Linked DNA regions of Homo sapiens: region 2 is linked to region 1. The links are chromatin loops, found by intact Hi-C in ENCODE. Cell type or tissue: PC-9. All regions are shown on one strand. Each heading gives the region's core, and the rest is flanking DNA. Links, peaks and the distances in the headings are about the cores only. Region 1 holds the start of LOC124902792 (a long non-coding RNA gene). Region 2 holds the start of BARX2 (BARX homeobox 2).

Evidence for each region. A loop is a pair of places that touch in the nucleus more often than their neighbours do. Peaks named below come from ENCODE experiments on the same cell type or tissue, not always from the same donor. Only the 100,000 strongest peaks of a DNase experiment are listed, where the experiment ranks them.
Region 2: it touches region 1 in a loop (4-fold over the local background); 25 of 110 quality-filtered maps call a loop at or near these places.

Annotation. Positions count from the first base shown.
Region 1 is chr11:129,735,204-129,740,582 of GRCh38, reverse strand. It overlaps LOC124902792 (a long non-coding RNA gene), which reads left to right and starts at 4,725. Exons shown (of 2, transcript XR_007062951.1): 1 at 4,725-5,379. In PC-9, for the core only: no CTCF peak of the experiment used is centred there; DNase peaks (open chromatin) are centred at 2,152 and 2,572; H3K4me3 peaks cover 429 bases; H3K27ac peaks cover 3,338 bases.
Region 2 is chr11:129,373,450-129,378,828 of GRCh38, reverse strand. It overlaps BARX2 (BARX homeobox 2), which reads right to left and starts at 2,981. Exons shown (of 4, transcript NM_003658.5): 1 at 2,607-2,981. The coding sequence starts at 2,793. In PC-9, for the core only: CTCF peaks have their summits at 2,406 and 2,611; DNase peaks (open chromatin) are centred at 2,158, 2,678, 3,328 and 3,668; H3K4me3 peaks cover 5,000 bases; H3K27ac peaks cover 2,538 bases.

The DNA.
Region 1 (5,379 bases), core at 95-5,094:
CAATGTGTGAGGAAACTAGTTTCGGTATCATAAATTTAAAATGCGAAACTGAGGCACAGAGAGGTTAAGCAACTTGCCAAATGTCACACAGCTGGCATATGGCAGGTCAGAATTCAAAACTACGCAGTCAATATTTCACCAAAACACTATGCTGGCTTTTTAAAAAATTGAGGCAATATTCACATAACATGAAATTGTTGGTTTTAAAATGTACAATTCAGTAGCATTTAGTACATTCAAATGTTGCGCAACCATTACTTCTATCAAGTTCCAAAACATTTTCATCATCACCAAGGGAAAACCTGTACCCATTAGCAGTCATTCCTCATTCTCTCTTCCCTCAGCCCCTGGCAATGTCTACTATACTCACTGATGCTATAGATTTGCCTCTTCTGGAAATTTCATACAAATGGAATCACACAATATGTGACCTTTTGGATCTGGCTTCTTTCACCCAGCACGATGTTTTTGAGGTTCCTCTGTGTTGTAGCATGAGTCAATACCTCACTTTTTTTTTAAACAGCTGGATTATATTCCATTGTGTGGATTTGCTACATTTTGTGTACCTACTCATCCAGCTGCACACTTGGATTTTGGCCACCATTTGGCAAGATAGTGCCACTGTGAACATTTGTGCCCAGACTCTCGTTGAACACCTGTCTTCAATTCTTTTGGGCAGTATGCTGACTGTTTAACAGAAGCAAGGAGCAGGTGCTCTCACCTTCCCGAGTGTTTGCTCTTGAAGTTGTCACCCCCCTCCACCCCCCACTCTTTATTCATTTTTCCTAGAAAAAAATCCAAGAAGGATAGAAAAGTTGTCAGATCACTGAGTAAGGAAAGTCTGCTCTGGGGAAGAAAACAAGAAGGAAAAAAATAATAGTGGAGACTATACTCACCACCCAAACCCTAGTCATTTTCAGCTGCCATTCAGTCTCCAGTTGCCACAGGTGATAGGGCTGGGACAACCTTCTTAGCCAGCCTCGTGTGATGGAACGGCGAGCCTGCTGAGGCTCAATTCCATCCCAGGGGCCTCCCTGCCTTCTGAGCAGCTCCAGTGTGCATGTGTTGTTGCCAAAAGATGCCTGGCCTCCACCTTGCCCTGAAGAGTCAGAGATAATGCTGTGTGAGAGCCACAGTGGAAAGTCGGCTTTCTAATGGTCTGGACAAGCCCCCTCCTGCTGCTTACCATCCACAAAGTCTTGGGAATCAAGGTGTCTCCTTCCATGTTCTACAACATTCCATGGCTATTCTTTCTATATTCCAGCTTTGGGAAATTCATCATTAAGTTATTGTTGAGCTTTTTTCTCCCCTGCCCTTTAGGACTGACCAATTCAAGTTCCTATGAGTCCACATAAGCCTCATTTTCTAGCCTCAAGTTATTCATGTCTCTTTTTCACCATGCGGCCTGGAAAAGACCTAGTTGGGCTTGATCAGATTGGAATTAAGTCAGGGACAGCACATGGCTCCTGAGCCCAGGGCAGCTCTGCACTCCTGAAATTTCAAACCTTTGCTGAAAGCTTAATAATTTCTTTTTAAAAAATGTTGTTCTTCCACCATTGCCCATGGTTTTTGTACTCTTTCTTTGTTCTCTAAATGTCTAGAACAAAAGTCACAAACTGGTGACCGTCAGGTTGAGTGTGACCTGCAGACATATTTTTAAACACAGTGCTTTTAAATAATGAACTAATTGGGAATTTTGCATACAAATCTGGTTATCTAGCTTCTCTTGAAAAATAGGTGTAGCCACACACAGCTGGCATTCTGTCGTAGAATAATCAGTTGACCCCAAGTGGTGGCTGTCTCTGAGGGGTCTCCAACTCAGTAGAGACCCCCGACTCATACAAGGTATGTCTCTGGCCTGATCCCTGTGCTGATTTTCTCGTTTATGTGACCTTCCTGACTCTTTGTCTACAGTTACACGCAGAACAGAAGCAAATTACTTTAAAGGTTTTGGGTAAAGAATTGCAACCTATTTTGGACAAATGCCTTTAGTTTTTGGTGACTTCCTGAATCCCAGCCTCAGTATCAATGAATGATCACACACTTCAGCAATTTATTGTGGGGGCCTCTCCTATACAAGGATGGCGGAAACAGAGAATACAGGTTGGTATTTCAGTTATTTTTACCTTAATTTTCCACCTTTTGTTGACTTTGAAAGGTATTCAGTGACAGGTTGCATTGGTATGTAAAATGCTTTATAGAATCAGGCCAATTATTATTCTTGGAGGGAAGACATCTTTTTGTGGACACGAGGTTGCTTCACTGGAATGCTGACAGAAGAGAAGTGAAAAATTGCCTGAGACCCTGAGAGTTCATTTGGTCATGAACCTGACACCTGGAATAGCTAAGGGATTTTTAAAAATCCTTAATTAAAAAAAATTTTTTTTAAAGTCGTAAATCTGGAAGGAGCAGGAAGAAGGGATGACAGGTTTCAAAAAAAGGAAGACGGAAGAATTTTAAAAAGGACACTGTTTACGAACGTGCATGTGTGCATGTGTGTATGTGCACGTTTGTGGAATGGAGGGCATGTGAGTTTGTGCATGATAAAGGGAGAGTGCATGCTCGTGTGTCATAGGAGATTTCCCTCGAGTTCCCCTTCAAGATGTTTGTTTACTGAAGGCAGAACAATTTATGAGGCGCTTCCATCACCGTTACCAACTGACTTTTGATCATTGCCCGAAGTGTCAGTCTGAACGCCTTTCACTCAATTTTTCATTCTTCCTCCCTTTCCACAGTCTCTGCTAGCACAGGAAGGAGTTATTCAAAAGTATTTACTGAGATCCTATTACTTGCCTTCAGTCATTCTGCACACTGGGAATTGCAGGCAATGCAAAGGCCGGAAATAAGGCAGGCTGGGTGGGTGTGCTCGGGCATAGACAGCCATGGACTGCCCTGGAGTTTGCTGGGAGCACAGGACGGTGCAGAGGGGCAGTGGCCATGGTTAGTGCCCTGGTGGCTGCAGAAAATGATTGAGATTTTATTCTAATTGCAATGGGAATTCGCTGAAGAATTTTTAAGCAGGAGAGCAATATAGCTTGATTTATATGACCATGGCTGCAGAGAAATAAGTATACTTTCATTTATATATTAAAAATTAGAGAGAAATGTAAGAAATTGTTAATTAATTAAAAATAACATCGATAAACCTATTATATGTTAACACTATATTTTATGAAAACTATTTTCCAAAGCAAAGAAATTTTAGTGAGAAAAGTAGTATCGCTTTACCTTTTTGCAACTCTTGCTAATGTTTGGCTTAAAAGAAGATAGTTGAATTCTCATGTTTGCTTCTGAATAAAATGTGATGTGTTATTTTAGCTAAAATATATGAAGAAAATCTGGCTTCATACAGAGATGTAGTTGTAAAGGGGAGAGGTGCTTAGTACATAAATGTGGATATTTTTCTACATGAAAAATTGACAAGTAGTTTCTTAAAGGTGAATTTCAATATGGATTCTGAAACCACATCAATGCACTCCATACTTACTTACATTAAAATCCATTGACCAATCTTGCATTTGAATGGATCTTTCACTCATGTATGATCTTATAACATCAGCATTGGTCATTTGGAAAATAATGACCCGCTAAATTATGCAGATCTCCAAATGCTGACAAATATCATTATACAAGAGAAAAATAATCACATTTGTTAGTAACAGCACTGATCGCACTGGAAAGTCTTTAAGGGTTGGGGAGCTGTCAAGTTTTCAGTGATGGAAACAAGTTTTCCAAGATTATAATTTTTGCTTGAAAGATCAAATTTTACCATTGGTGACAAATATTGCCAGTTGTTTTCATTGAAGTGGCAGGCTCATTTTATTTGTTTTTGTGAAAATGTCTCTAAATATCCATATCTAAGTAAACAGTTTGCGTGTCAGTCCCTCAAGTAATAATAGCATTCCATGAAAAAGTGTCTAGTTTAGCTGGCAATTCAAATAATCACACAATCATTTTATCCTCTAGACAGCTGTTGTACTTCAGTACACAGCAAAGTGTTTTGCATGCGGTGTGTAACATTTTTAGAAAGTATGTACTCAAGGACTGAGATTTAATAGAATTTTTTTTACTGTTTCGTGAAGAACATTCTTAAGTGAAACTGATACTTTTGTATTTTAGTTATGAGTGCATGTAAAGGAAGAACACGATGACTACTAGTAAAGTGTATTAGGCCGTTCTTGCATTGCTATAAAGAAATATCGGAGACTGGGTAATTTATAGGAAAAGAGGTTTAATTGGTTCTGCAGGCCGTATGGGAAACTTAGTGCTGGCATCTGCTTCTGGGGAGGCCTCAGGAAGCTTATACTCATGAAGTGGGAGCAGGCATGTCTCATGGCAGAAGCAGGAGCAAGTGAGAGAGAGTGTGGGGGGAGGTGTCCCACACTTTTAAATGACCAGATCTTGCAAAAACTCACCATCATGAAGACAGCACCAAACCATGAGAGATCTGTCTCCATGATCAAAACACTTCCCACCAGTCCCCACCTCCAGCAAGATAATTCAACATGAGATTGGAGTGGGACAAGTATCCAAACTATCATCAGGTTTGCTGCTACAGCCTTGATTTGTGTTAGGCGCCAACAGTTTTACTCATCACTGCTTTTGCCTCATCAGTATAAACACGAACACAGTGAAAAAGACAAATAATGTCTTAGTGTTATTTTGAAAATAGAGTTGACCTTGCAGATCCCTGAAAGAATTTTAGAGATTCCTTAGTGGTCTGTGGATCCCACTTTGAGAAACACGGACTTAGATTACTGAGTGCTCAAAATCCATAAATATTAAGTCTTGACTAAACAGTTGGATTGTTTTAGAGAAAACAGTCTTATAAATTTGGCAGGTGGGAAAGTCTTTTGCCCATGAATAATCATGTCCACACTTCTCATGGTATGAATAACCATTTTGCTACACATTAATATATATTAAATTCACAGTTTCCCTTTATCTTTCTCAAGCCCTAATATTTCTCCATGTTATTGATGATGAAATAGGTTCATCTCATTTCAGACTCAGCAGAAGTGGGGTAGAGCTGTGTTTGATTTCTGAAAAATACTCAATATATCACCCATTTTATTATGTACAATGCCACAAAAATGTCTGTAACTACTTTTCATTTCATATGATTACTAAATGTAAGCAGAATGTACTGGGTGTTTTATTATATAGGTGGTTAAGGCCTGGTAAAAACAACGTTTTGCAACACTACCTCACCTTGCACAATTGTGCGAAAGAGATTCAGGAATAGAGTTCCTGAGTGTTGCCATGAAACAGAGATCACCTTAGGCCTCTGTTTCCTTGGCTGTAAAACAAACTCATTGATGACAATCAGAATTCTTCACCTCTGTTAGAGAAGAAAGACAGCAGATCTGGGTCCATGCC
Region 2 (5,379 bases), core at 57-5,056, 360 kb after region 1:
TTTCCATCCCAATTTTATGCACTTATTGTACATGCTGGTAACTTTTTAATTTTGAGGCCTTTTTTTTCTCTTAGTTTTCATTATTTTACCTGACACAGTTCACTTCTGTTACACGTCTTTAAATCTTAAATCAGCAAATGAAAGGCTGAGAAAGTTCAGTAACTTTAATTCCAATGTATGCCTTTCACTTGAACTTTTTATGCATTGCTTCCACCACCAGTGCTCAACATTTAGTTCCATCTAGCAAAAAAAAAAAAAAAAAAAAGAAAAAGAAAAGAAAAGAAGAAAATTACAGTGTCCTTTGGGATGCCAGCAACTTATTGTTGTTGTTTTTAATTAATAAGAAAAAAGATTACATTCATCTAATCAAAGATTTTTGTCCTGACCTTAACTGTTAAAAACAAAAATGCTTTGAAAGTATGGTATTTGCAAAACCCCTGAGAAGACACTAATGGGATTCCCATGATCTAATACATGTAAGGCTTTAACTGTAACTGTAAACCCACTGAAGGCTTATGATCTGAAAGTATGAACTATTGTAGCCAGTTTTTATGGGTTTAATTCCACCAGCAAATCCCAGTTTCTATATTTTAATTCTCAACTAGAGCAAAATAACGACACATTTTCAACTAACAATCCGAAAGAAGAAAGTACTGGAATAACGGAGCCAGAAAACCATTGCCAACAGCCACCCTCTACCACGAACCATCAGTGAACTTCGAAAAGCACAAGACTGAGCAACACTTAAGTCTGTGAAATACGTGCATTTCACTTATAACACTCACAAAACTACATATGAATCATTTTTTTTTCCTCTGATTTATTTCCCACACAAGGTTCAATAAAACACGACACTTACTCAGCCACCTCTGACTGAATGACTATTCTCTGCAGCTATTTATTACTCCTCTTCTGCCACGTTTTCTTCTATGATCCAATTCTGTGACTCCTATAAGCCAGGAAAAGCTGCCTTCAAGTCAACACAGCACAAAGTCACTGAAAATTCTGCCGGCACTAGGCTCTACCTAGGTGCTTAGAAGTTGTTCTGTTTTGTCCTGGGAATGTCCCATACGCAATGTTAATGACTGAAACAGATCCTCTCTTTTTCCTCGAAGGGAATTGAGTTATTATAACAAAGGATGATTTGTGCTCAAAACAATATTCAACTTATCACCCCTATTCAGTATGTATGTGTCCAAGGGTCCACAACCACCTATACACAAATGTAAAAATATCAGTTCTCAGGAGATCTATCTTGTTTCTAAAATTTCTTATTTGTTCCTTGTTTCATATATTTCTTGGTTTTAAAAATTCAGTATTACAAGGCTTGTTATGGGACATCAGGCCTAATTCTACCTTACAGACAAATTAACTTTAAAAAGGCATAACTGAATACAGTATACATTTTACAACCAAATACATGTAGGAACAATTTGGTTTTAAAAGAACTTCACTGTATGTATTTATCATATGTTTACTGATTGTCATATAGGGACTATCAATGGAACCAAGAGAAAATACAGGATTCCACGCATTGAGCATTAACAACTCAAATGTTCCAAAAAATATCTTCCAAAACTGTTGGCCCTTCATTTTTTCATTTTAAGTGTAATTTAATTTATCTCATGCCTCTCATGCAACTAACAATCTCAAAGGTTCTTTTGGTTTGGAAATACTTTATGCTTACCTTTAATGGAAAGCACACTCAATAACTTTTTTCTGATAAAAAGTGCTCCTACTTCTTTTTCGTTTTATTATACCCATGTTCCATAACCTAAATCCTAACAATGCCGAGATACTTTGAAACTTGGATCTTCTCTTAATGCATTCAAAATTTTAAAAGTACCTTGGATTTATTTTCGATAGAAACTCTACTACGTTTTCAATATATGTATTAAGTTCTCTTTATCTTTACTATTGCTCTTACCTCCCGTGAAGAGAGAAAACCAGGTGTGAGTAATGTTTTCATTGTTACCATTGCTGGTTTTGGTCACTTAAGACAAACGAGGGTGACCTTTTCGGCTTGACTTAAGACAAACGAGGGTGACCTTTTCGGCTTGTGCCACAAAGACAATGTACTTCAGAACTACTTTCTCAGAGGGCGATCATTGTAAGCAAAGCTCAGTGAATTCGAGATTTTGTTGAGAACCTCAGGATACTGATTTACTTGCAAAATTCACAGTGGAGACAGTAGGAGGCTGGACAAGTTAACTCAAGGTGAGATGCAAGGCCGCCAAGCTCAAGTTTGAAATTCACACACACCACCACTTCCTGAAACAACGATTTAGACGCTGAACCTGCTCAAGTGTTTGAACTTTCAGCAGGAAACGAGGAAGCGTTCTCCTCCGAGCAGGACAATCAGGCGTTGCGCGAGCAGCCCACTCCTAAGGCCCTGCCGCCTTTATTTCCACTCGTGCCATCCACACCTTGCGTGGTCCTTCCCGGCCACGTCGCAGATGCCTTTGCAATGCCCACCGCTTGCTGAGGCGCAGGAAAAGAATCCCTTAACTTAACCCTTCCTCTCGCCCTCGGATCGCAAAGCACAGGCCACCTACACGGACGTGAAAGCTACCGAACCCCACTTATCCCCTAGCGGAGCGTCTTACCCGTACAGGAATGCAGGGGCTTGGGTCGCACGACCAGCGACGGGCACACGGAGTAGAGGGAAAGTTTCTCAAAGTAATCGCAGGTCTCCTTGGAGAGGATCTCGTCGATCATGAAAGTCTTGTAGCGCCGCCTGGCTGCTTTGAGCTGGCCGGGCGAGCTCAGCCTCAGCTCGGCGTGGCAGTGCATGGTGAGCCGGCGCGAGCGTCCGCCGGCCCGAGCGCGGCTGCGAGTGCCCGGCCCGCTGGGGCCGCGGGGCTGGCGCGACGGCGGGGCCTGGGCCCCGCTCCCGGCAGCTGGGGAGGCGGCGGGGCTCGGGTGGCGCGCGGAGGAGAGCGGGTAGCGGGCGCGCCTGCCGCGCGTCTAGACCCACCCGCAGATCAGCATCTTCGCTGAGCCTTTTTGGGACAACGCAGCTGTCAATCAGCGCGAGCTTCCTGCAGGGCCGGGTGCGGAGTGTGTGCTGAGGGGCGTCCGCGCCCACCCCGCCCCCGCCCGCCCGTGCCACTCCGGCGCCGACCTGCGCGCCTAGTGCCCGGCGGCTCTCAGTCGCTGCCTCCCGCTCTGGTGTCTCGCGCTCCTCTGCCTGGCTCTCTATTTTAAGACGCTCGTTTTGGCTCTCCTCCCCCTCCCCCCCGGGACGCGCTCCAGGTGTGTGTGCAGGAGTGTGCGCGCGGTGCGGGGAGCGCGCACCGCCCCAGCCCGCGGCCAAGGCCCAGGCCGGTAGCTCCCCGGGGCAGTGTTCCCCATGAGCACCTTACTGCCTGTCCTGCCACCCGCCGGCCCGGCTCCCAGTGTCCGCAGCCCAGCGGGAGGGCACGTTCAGGTCTCTTACTAGAAAGAAGTCTAGTCCTCACTAGGCTCCCGGGACTTCGGGCCACAGAGCCAGTGCCCCCGAGGACCCACCGTGCCTTTCTCCTTCCCCGCGTGGACGGTTTCCCGAAGACCGCGGCTTCCCAAGCCCTCCACTCGCAGTCTCGCAGCCCGCGCTGAGCCTGCGCGCTCCGAGCGTAAGACTTTTGAGCTGAAGTTGCAAACTTGACTGCCCCAAGATCCCAAATCATAAATGACCCTGGCCCCGTCCGTTACCCTCATAAAAAACTGAGAAAAAAAAAAAGATAAGAAAAGAAAAACTAATAAAAGTGTGAGTTATCGCCGGGCGCGGTGGCTCAAGCCTGTAATCCCAACATTTGGGAGGCCGACGTGAGACGATAGCTTGAGGTCAGAGGTTCGAGACCAGCCTGGTCAATATAGGGAGACCCTGTCTTTACAAAAGAAAAATTAAAAACAGGCATGGTGGTGCACGCCTGTAGTCCCAGCTACTGGAGAGGTTGAGGCAAGAGGAAACCTGTAGTCCCAGCTATTGGAGAGGTTTAGGCAGGAGGAAATCTTGAGCCCAGGAGTTCGCGGCTGCAGTGAGCCGGGATCTCGTCACTGCACTCCAGCCTGGGCGACAAGAGCGAGATTCTGACTTTTTAAAAAAGTGTGCGGTTTTTTTTAAAACATTGTTTATAAAAACATTTTTTCCTCGTTGGAAAGGGTCAGAGCTGCACGATTCTAGGGAGCCGGCGGGCACTGGGGCAGCCTGTCCCATGCGGGCTTCTCCCAGCGCCCGAGTCTTCCGGCAAAGGGGCTTTCAATATCCGGATCCCTCGCGATACGACCGGGTTAGAGAGTCGCGAAGACAGGCGTTTATTGGGTGATTTGCCTTTTTCTTTCCAGGCTCTTAGTCTTAGGGTCTGTTCCAATCAAAATCTGTACGGACTTTAGTTGTTCATTGGAATTGCTGCGTAAAGGGGACCCCGCCGAGCCTCCGCGCCCGGGAAGCCTCCGGCAGCCTGAGTCGCGCCCGGTGTTCGGCGGGAACAGCCCAGTGCACGCCCGTTTCCACGACTTTATGTTGGAATGAGTGTGCATGGGGTTGGAAGGAAAACGCACGACAGGGACACTGAGAAGTATAGACGCGGATGGCCTTCCCTAGGGCCGAGTTTGGGGCCGGTGACATTTCCTCCCCGCTCCCAGCCTAGAAGCGTCCGCGAGTGCCGGCGGGCTCTCTGCGGAGCTGCTTGCCCAGGGGGCCCTGGTGGCCGCGGAAGCAAGTAAATGAGGGCGCCTGGGCCGGTGATTAAACTAGGAGGGAGGGACACGCCCAGAGGACTAATCATTAGGCTGTTAGAGAAAATAGATTTTTTCTTTTTTTTTTGAGACCGAGCCTCACTCTGTCGCCCAGGCTGGAGTGCAGTGGCGTGATCTCGCCTCATTGCAACCTCTGCCCCCCAGGTTCAAGCGATTCTCCTGCCTCAGTCTCCCGAGAAGCTGGGATTACAGGCGCCTGTCACCGCGCCCGGCTAACTTTTGTATTTTTTAGTAGAGACCAGGTTTCACCATCTTGGCCAGGCTGGTCTTGAACTCCTGACCTCGTGATTCACCCGCTTCGCCTCCCAAAGTGCTGGGATTACAGGCGTGAGAAAATAGATGTTAAGAGGCCAAGTCACAGCCTAGCATTAGACAAGGCCCGCAACGCGTCTTTGAGGAACTTCATTCCCGAAGTATTTGCAAACTGGCCTCCCCTCCCCTCCTCTCCATCTAGAATTGTTTTCTTTCATTCTCTTTCTCCATGCAGAGGCGGCTGCAGGGCAGGCGAGAACTGCTGCCAGGTGTCCGGGTGGCGCCGGGGGTCCTGCCGCCGGACTCTGGGGTCTACAGGCTGGCCCCAGGCGCGCCCCCTGCTTCCGCGGCGGGACCCTGAGGCTGGTCCGCGGTCAAAGCGCGGGA